Linked DNA regions of Homo sapiens: region 1 is linked to region 2. The links are chromatin contacts, found by Hi-C or POLR2A ChIA-PET in ENCODE. All regions are on one chromosome and are shown on one strand. The core of a region is the stretch at or near the end of the contact, and the rest is flanking DNA. Distances in the headings are between cores, read along the strand shown.

Region 1 (4,424 bases), core at 569-3,068, 220 kb before region 2:
CCTATGGCATTGTGTTCTTGGCTATTAGCAGGCTGAAGAATAATTGCTACCTTCTTTTACATTTTTTCACCTATTCTAATCAAGTTGCAATCATATTTTCTTATTTGTTCCATGAATGAAATGGAGATTAAAAAAAAAAAAAGTACTTGCATTGAATGGACCCTTGTTCAAATTGTGGCTCATTCTCTCGCTACCTTCATGATCTTGGGCAAGTTACCTAAAGTCAAAACTCCGTTTCTTTATTTGCAAACTGAGGATTGTTCTACCTATCTAACAAGGTAGGAATAAGTTAAATGTTGACACAGTGGAGTCCCTATGTAACAGACACTCAGCAAATGCTTTCTATTATGATTACTTTCTACATCTCTTTCTCTTTATGTTGCTTGTTTCTTTGAAGGACTGTAGTGGAGGAGCTGGAAGGGGGTTGAGAGTAGGAAAAAGCAATTAAAAAGATACCTTAGCTGCTCTGTAGCCAAGCCTTGCATTGGATTTCAATTTGATTTTAATGTGCTGCTGCTGAGAGCCATGCTGTTGAAAAAGAGAGAAGAGTAAGAAGCAGATGCTCTTAGAAGAACAGTGGGGCATTTATCTCTTTTAATGAGATAACATCATTAGAGTGACAAAGTGCAGCGAATCAATACTCGAAATGGACTGGCGCTATCTTCCCAAAGTGCGCTGATTGTTACACTTCACAACCTTAGAATCCGCTGAATCACGAATTCTGTCTTATCTGTTATTAGAGCCGCTGGCTTTGATCTCACAGACTAGATCCACACCTTAGGGATCTCCAGAGGAACAGGAAAACAGACTAATAGGATAAATGAGAAAAATCCAAGGTGATTTATAAACTGCCCTGTAATCAAGGAACCTCAGAGAAAGGTGGTTGTGCTTGTTTTTTCCTTGGACTTCTTTAAATGGCTACTCATAACTGCCTTCCCCTCTGCTCGCTCTCCTTGCTCTCTGTCTGCTTCTTGGTGTAATGTCAGAAACGCTAATCATGTCAGACTGTGACACTGACAGCCCTGACATTCACAACAAAGAGACAAGGAGGAGAGAGAGGAAAAGAGATGGGGGAGGGGGGAGGTGAGGAAAAGCAGCAGGAGAAGCATTTTTTTATTGCACATAAAATCCATAGCTGCAGAATCACCCACATCTGGACATGTCATATCCAAGGAAAATCAAGGAAGGCACAAGGTGAATTCCAATAGAGATTGAAACTGAGCTGGGGATTTTCCCCTCTTCTTTTAGATTTCATTGTGTAGTTTATATTAGAATTACTGTGACTATGATTTCTTCTCATCAAGAAAAAGGGCATTTACATTTATTTTTCCTTTTTCTTTACTACAGTTTTTCTCTTCGAAACAAAGCAAAGTTAAACACAGATCTTAGCAGGAAGTGTGTGCTGTCAGAGGTTTTCCAATTTATTACCAGATTCCCATAGTTTAATCTGAACAATAGCCAGTTCAGGAAAGAAGTCATGGGTGAGGGATGTTTTCTGACCATGGCAAGGCTGAATGTCATGACAAAGCTGTTCAGTGTCATCCTCAGGCCCTTGGCTTCTGCGGCACCTGCTTAAAGCTGCTGGATGCAGAAAATGCTGATGTTACCTGTTCCCTAACAGTTTGGAGTGGGCTTCCAAATACCTTTGAGACTTCTGTTTCTCTCAGGCACTTTCTCCATTTGGAATAATGCTGGTGAGTGGTCTGCAATCTCTGTCTTGGATCAGTCATGACCTGAAAATCGGCTGCCACATCTCACATGTGTTTTGAATCCAGATGCTATGATCTAAATTGAGCTCTGAGCTCAGGCTGAATCATCCTAGCTTTTCTATAAACATGAGAAGCCAGCTGCCAGCTCGGCTTTTGAGGTATTTTGAACTATAACTCTAAGTCTTACCGAAGATAGTTATCATTTCATTTTTTCTTCATGTCAGAAAAAAAAAATCAAAAATGGAAAATGGTATCCAGTATTTATTCTGTATCAGTTACCCTGTCATAAAAGAGGGTACATTTTTTGTCCATATTCAAACAGAAGGTATTCTGTACCTAGTGACTTCTTTTCAGATTGATTATAAAAATATTGAGAACTTTGGAAAAGGCTGATAACTCATTTCACAGTGTTCTCATCTTTAGTACCCAAGTAAAATTTTACATACTTGGGCTACTTGATAGAAATGCTCCACTTAATTTCAAAAAAAAAAAATTAAGTGGATTATGTGGCGTAGTTGAAGTTCCAGCAACTTTGACATTGTGACTTGTTTAATATTCTTGAGGAAATTCTACTTCTATTGGCAGAAGAGAGTAAATTTATACCCTATGGAGGATTTGAGAGAATTTACCCCAAAATATCTTCCTGTAAATTCAAATTTTCTTTGAAGTGTTTTTAATCCTAAAATTTTACATGGATTGTTCCCTGTGATATGTGATAGGTCCATGTTTGTTTTCATGTAAAATAATTTAAAATTACTTGCCACTTAAATTAATTAGGTCCTATAGTAGGTAATGACAGCTGGTATAACAGATAAGCCCTCAAAATTGAATGGTTTGACACAACTAGTTTCCTTTCTTGCTCAGCTCTCAGCCCAGTGGAAGTATTTCTGATCAGTGAAGTGCTTTTATTGAGAGGTGATTCAGGAATCCTGAACTCAGGTGCCTTCCGTCTTCTGGCCTCACCATCTATTTTGTCTGCTCAGGCTGCTGTAACAGAGTACCACAGACTGGGTGGCTTAAACAACAGAAATGTGTGGTCACACAGTTCTGCAGACTAGGAGTCGAAGATCAAGGTGTCAGCAGGGTTGGTTTCTTCTGCGGACTGTGAGGCAAGGATCTCTTCCAGGCCTTGCTCCTTGGCTTGTAGAAGGTCACCTTTTCCCGAGTCTCTTCACATCATCTTCCCTCTTTTCCTGTGTGTATCCAAATTTTCCCTTTTTATAAGGACACCAGTCATATTGGATTAGGGGCACACTCTCTTCCAGTATGACCTCATTTTAACTAATTACATCTGTAATGGTCCTATTTTCAAATAAGGTCACTTTCTGAGGTACTGGGGGTTAGGACTTCACCATGTGAATTTTGAGGGGACATAATTCATCCTGTAACACCATCTTGCAATTGTCTGCACCTCACTTCTTAATCACAGTCGCCTTGAAGTAAAGCACCATCTTTTCTCATATTCCTTTGTTGAGCACTAGTCACGTGGCTGCACCTGGAGGTGAAGTGGCCTGGGAAATGTAGTCCCGTGCTGAATAGTGATTGTGCTAGATGGCCACATGCACACACAGGAGCCACCCCATCTTTCTCAGAATGTGTATCAAACTCTCCTGTATCTTCCAGTGCTTCTGAGCACACCTGTCCAGAGAGCTCTCAAAAAGGTAATCAGTGTTCAAGTTTGAGAATCCTATTCTAGCATGGCTAGGAATGCTTTTCAGTTAACACCCTAAGGATTTATATGTAAGTGAGTGCCTAAGGTTGCTTACTGTTTTGTTTTCTTAAGAATCTAATATATTCTCAAGGGAATTTTACTTACACTAGGGTTAATCACTTTTTCTTCTTGTGAAACTAGTGAAATCCAAATGAATGAAGTTTAACTCTTAGCCAAAAACTTAGCTTGTGGTTAGAGTGATTTTCTACAGTACAGTAACTTTTTTTGTTACATGTTCTACTATTGCTGAAAAATGATATATTTCCAAGAGGGAGAAAAGGATATTGTGAGTGCAGAAGACGGTTGTATAACCTGCTTTGCTTATCTCAAATGGCTAGACTTTAGTATTTAATTAAAGAAGTCTTGCCTCTCCTATCAAGTTAGTCATTATTTTGAAGGTTGAACGTGGGTTTTGTAAGTGACTAATTGCTTTGTATGTTCCTTTTCAATTACAATAAGAAGTTATGAATTCTCTACATTTAGAACTGCTAAAAATTATTTAGATTTACCTGTTGAATAGGTTTATTCTTTAAAAAAAAAAAAAGGAATCGAGAAAAAATTTCCACTGTAAATTTTTGGATTCTCCAAGGAATTTGTAAGAAATCTCCCATGAAAAAGAGAGTGATAGCAATTTGAAAAGGATAAGTAGTTGCAGTCTGAAAACTCAGTAGGTAGTGTGAAAGCACATTAATACTGAACCATAATATGTAATGTAAGATTTTAGTCATTAAGAAACCACTATATTGCTGTCTTATTGTTCTGTTACTTTAAAACACAGTTTTTACCTAAAGACTTAAAACCCACCAATGGTATTATAAATTTCCTTTTGGTCAAAAAACTGACAGTTGTACTGTAGCAAAGCTAGTCATTTGAACAGTGGCCTTTTCATTTATAATGGTTATAGTTTTTAATATGTCAAAATCTTAGCAAGTATTCGAGTCATTTTAAGAATGAATTAAATCCTCATTCATTTTGATATTATGAATTCAGATTTTAGAGAAGGG
Region 2 (4,584 bases), core at 186-2,685:
CAAAATTTATGACTCTGAAACCTAAACTGCCTTGGGTCTGCCTGGGAACCTGTACATAATTCCTATTACACACTGTAAAGCGTCCCAAATAGCTTCCAAAGATACCTTGTTTTCGTCAATGGGGTATCCAGGTTGTGGCTTTGGTTAGTTAGAAGCAACATGATGCTTTTTTTAGTCGTTCTCAGTCTTGAATTGGCCTATACTCTCAGACTTCGCCAACTCTTCCTCCTAATGGCCTCTCTCATCTGTCTATATTTCCCTTCCCAACACCACTGCCTGTATCCCGGCCACAGTGGTGCTTGCCTGGACTTCTGTGACTGGCTTGCCGCCCGTCTGGCTTGTTCCCCAAATGCAGCCAAAGGAGTCTCCCTCATACTCTCCTGCGCAACAGACTCCAGTGAGGCCCCTGGGCCAGCCTCGGCGGCGGACACGGAAGGACCTTCCCAGCCCGTCCCCTTGCTCCCTTCTCCAGTTTCACCTGTGCCCTTGCCCCAGCTGCTGCTCCTGCCACACCACACTGCATGCTATGTTCTCTCTTAGGTCTTTGCACATTTCATTTCTTCCATCTGGAACACCAGCTCCCACCCAAAACCTAACTAATCCTCCCTCAGGCTGCAGCTCATTTGTCACCTCCTCAGTTAGATGCCCTTCCGCCAGCAGCTGTACTTCCCCTGTGACATGGTTTGGCTGTGTCCCCACCCACATCTCATCTTGAATTTTAGCTCCCATAATTCCCATGTGTTGTGGGAGGGACCCGGTGGGAGATAAACTGAATCACGGGGGCGGTTTCCCCCATACTGTTCTCCTGGTAGTGAATAAGTCTCATGAGATCTGATGGTTTTATAAGGAGTTTCCCTGTTCGCTTGGCTCTCATTCTGTCTTTGCCAGCGGCCATGTAAGATGTCCCTTTGCTCTTCCTTCATCTTCCACCATGACTGAGGCCTCCCCAGCCATGTGGAACTGTGAGTCCATTAAACCTCTTTTTCTTTATAAATTACCCAGTCTCAGGTATGTCTTTATCAGCAGCATGAAAATGGACTTACACACCCTGTAAGTAAGAACCGTACTGACAGTTCTTATCATGGCTGTGTTGTGATTACCTGTTGACTTGTCTCTGTCCCAATAGCCTAGAACCTCTCAGACCAAGTACCGTTTCCTTCATATTCATTGTTTTATGCCCCCAGCACCTAAGACACAATAGAACCATGCAAAGTGGTCAGTATGCATTCGTTAAAGGGATAAGGTGATTTGTATCTTATATTGAAAAGGTGCCCACCAGTGACATCCCATATTGTGAATTCCTGTGGAGGAGAATGCCTGGTGTCATTACCTTGTTCTCAGCCTATAAACTTAATCCAGCTAAGTGCTGTAGTGTCACTGAAACTCACTGATCTGTGCCTGGGGCTGCATGCTTGTCGTCTGACGCAGTTGTTCCCATGTTACTGTGTGGCAAAGGTGAACTGAAACACCTAGGGGAAGGCAGCTAGCTGTGGAGTGTTAATAATTGCTGACAGATTTGGCAGTTCATAAAGTAATGATATCATTCAGGACAAACTAATAAATAAAATAGCCTTTATTCTGCATTAAATATAATTTGCTAAAAATGTATTCTATGTGATGAACAAACCATAAGTTCCAAATTCCCTTTTTATTGCACCTAAAAAATACACCGTTAAGATCCCGCATATATTTTTTGAGGCATTTGCTTCTCTTTGCCTTGCTCTCTTTCTGTGACTTTCCCTGCGACCCAGATATAGAAATATCTTGTGTTCTTGTGCTCCCTCTCCTGGTCTTTTCTGTCTTTCAGCCAGAGCATATTCCTAGAATTGCGCACCACCCAGGTGGGGGCCTGGGCATATGAACAAAGAAGCCAGCCAGCTCGGCAGTGCTTGTTGTAAGATCTGGGGGGGGCCAGAAACAAATTTCCTTCTTCATTGTTTGCAGTCCAGCTTGACTAAGTGAAAAAGGGCCGTACAGGTGCAGAAAAGAAACATGCCTGGTATCCTTTCTGAGAAATAAAATGTTCTTTAGAAAAACACACATACACACAAACATTATAATAAAAAACACCTGATATTATGTTTTTTTGAAGCTATGCCTCCCCGGAGATATACAAATGCATGTATAAATGTGTCCAATCTGTTCTGTTAATAGTGCTAATTACCTGATTATCTGGTCAGGTACAGTAATAAACCCCTTTGACATTCTGTTCCTTCCATATGCTAGATAAAGTGTTCTAATATCTGGTCTGTGACTGTATGCTCTGCCCGCCAAGAGTCAGGAGGTGGAAAGATCATCAAAGCCTGTCGGCGGCGCTTCACTTCGGGGCACAGAACTGGGAACAGGGCACTGCCAGGCCCTACCTTGAGGTGGCAGGACAGCACTGTCCTTACTCCTCACGAGGGTGGCCTGTACTTCACAGGGCCTCTGTTGCCCTTCACATCCTCCGAACTCTGACCCTGCCCACCTTCTTTCTCCTGTTGGAGTTGCTTTTAGACACTTTATAATTTCACCTATTTATCTAACATTCTTCTTTTTTCCCCATTTGACTTTCTGAAATGCCTTCTTTGCTAACTCTGTGGTCTTTCCTACTTTAGTGTAGAAGAGGATTTTTATTTTTTCCAAGCTGATCTAAAAGACAGTCATCCCCCAACCCCCACCATCTAAAATTCTCTTACTCTAACTTAGCAGGTTAAGGATGAACCAGTTTTGCTCACTCAACTCACCCAGCCTTCATTTCCAAGCCAGCTTGCAGTCTTTTCTCACCATCCTGCAGTTCCAGCAGGACTGGTATATGTGTCCTCTTCCATCTGTTTTGCTCCATGGTTTTCCGAGCACTGTCAGCCTCTTCCCAACAGATCGTTTCTCTTCCTGTCATGTCATTCCCTTTTATGAGCCCCATTTGAAGTTTCATTTAGGTGGGGTGGAGGGCACTGGTTTCTCAGGTAGAGAAGGGTGTTAATCCCAGGTGCATATGGCAGAGCCTTTCCTAGAAAGCATGAGGCTGCCAAGGTCAGGGTCACAATATTTGAAGGACAAAGGCTGACTCCTGTTGGTGCTGCGCTCTCTGTCCCCCACCTGCTCCCATCCAAGCGTAGTGGTAGAGTGGTGGCAGCCCACATCCGTCCCTTGTCTCTCATCTTCTGCTGCACCAGGAGTCTCAACAATGGATAGGTCAGCATCAATTATTCTCCTATTTGATTGTGATACATTGTGAGTTCCTCCAGGAATTCTTACCTTCTTAAGACTACATTTTTGCTGGGCACGGTGGCTCACACCTGTAATCCCAGCACTTTGGGAGGCCGAGATGGGCGGATCACCTCAGGTCAGGAGTTCAAGATCAGCTGACCAACATGGAGAAACCCCATCTCTACTGAAAATACAAAAAAATTAGCTGGGCGTGGTGACACATTCCTGTAATCCCAGCTACTCGGGAGGCTGAGGCAGGAGAATCGCTTGAACCCAGGAGGCGGAGGTTGCGGTGAGCCAAGATCGCACCATTGCACTCCAGCCTGGGCAACAAGAGTGAAACTCAGCCTAAAAAAAAAAAAAAAAAAAAAGACTACATTTTTAAGACACATTCTTTTTTTATTATTTTTCGAGACAGAGTCTCATTCTGTCACCCAGGCTGGAGTGCAGTGGCACAATCTCAGCTTACTGCAACCTCCGCCTCCCAGATTCAAGCAGTCTTCCTGCCTCAGCCCCCCAAGTAGCTGGGACTACAGGCATACGCCACCACACCCAGCTAATGTTTGTATTTCTAGTAGAGATGGGATTTCACCATGTTGGTCAGGCTGGTCTGGAATTCCTGACCTCAAGGGATCGGCCAGCCTCAGCCTCCCAAAGTGCTGGGATTATAGGCGTGAACCACTGTGCCCAGCCCAAGACAGATTTTTAAAACTACATTTTTTGCTTCTTTCAAGTTCACTTCAGCATCCAGCACAGTGAATGCTCAAGTAAATTTTTTGCATTGATTATTTAGTAACATTTATGCAAAATGCCTCATATGTACACAAAATACTTATGGCTTTAGCCTTTCTGTGATCTAATGATGTTTTATCAATTTAACTTTTCTTAAATACTGTCATCCAACTAGCATGAAAACGTGGACTTTTGTTAATTCTTTCTAAACATGTAATGTTATTGCCTTCTTAAAAAAATACACTTTCATCACAATGCAGATTTTTAACAGATTTTATTAGAATTTATGCAGAGGACATGTAAGAAGTGTAAGACTTGGTCCTTGACTTTGAGGAATTTCTAATCAAGACAGGTCCAGTGGAATATTCAGATAACAACGCAAAACAGCCCTCCTGTGATTAAATGCCCAAACTGATGGTCTGTAAGCAAGTGCTGATTGTCCAGGTCATAGAAGGGAGGGTCCAGTTTAATTGCCACCTCCTTTGCCAGGGTTTCCCCTGGCCCTTTCATTCCACATTGGTGGATACCATCTTCCCTGTCCTCCACAGTTTTCATATGTTGGAATTTTACAGTTGGAATTGGTGAAGTAGAGTCAGCAGTGCATCTAGGCAGTGGTCATGGCTTGGGCAAATGCTAGTAAGTCAAAGAAAAGGCTAGGAGTCA

The links. A loop is a pair of places that touch in the nucleus more often than their neighbours do. ChIA-PET counts read pairs that join two places held with the same protein, here RNA polymerase II (POLR2A). Pooled maps may share reads with other maps.
Region 1: a loop to region 2 is called in a map of MCF 10A, with 4 times the contacts of the local background. The contact joins two enhancer-like sites. A Hi-C loop is called at or near these places in 6 of 168 maps with a recorded cell type or tissue (Calu3, MCF 10A, cardiac septum and 3 more) and 7 of 50 pooled maps. POLR2A ChIA-PET finds 5 or more read pairs at or near these places in 7 of 52 experiments (A549, AG04449, AG04450 and 4 more).

What each region holds. Positions count from the first base shown.
Region 1 is chr6:90,191,846-90,196,269 of GRCh38, reverse strand. All of the region lies in intron 4 of BACH2 (BACH transcriptional regulator 2), which reads left to right. Among named protein-coding and RNA genes, the nearest start is that of BACH2, 100 kb to the left of the region's middle. RefSeq lists a silencer at 1,346-1,640. Within about 2 kb of position 1,818, at least 3 of the 41 ENCODE cell types and tissues checked have a DNase peak (open chromatin) inside an H3K27ac peak, as active enhancers do.
Region 2 is chr6:89,968,027-89,972,610 of GRCh38, reverse strand. All of the region lies in intron 6 of BACH2 (BACH transcriptional regulator 2), which reads left to right. Among named protein-coding and RNA genes, the nearest start is that of GJA10, 76 kb to the right of the region's middle. Within about 2 kb of position 1,435, at least 6 of the 41 ENCODE cell types and tissues checked have a DNase peak (open chromatin) inside an H3K27ac peak, as active enhancers do.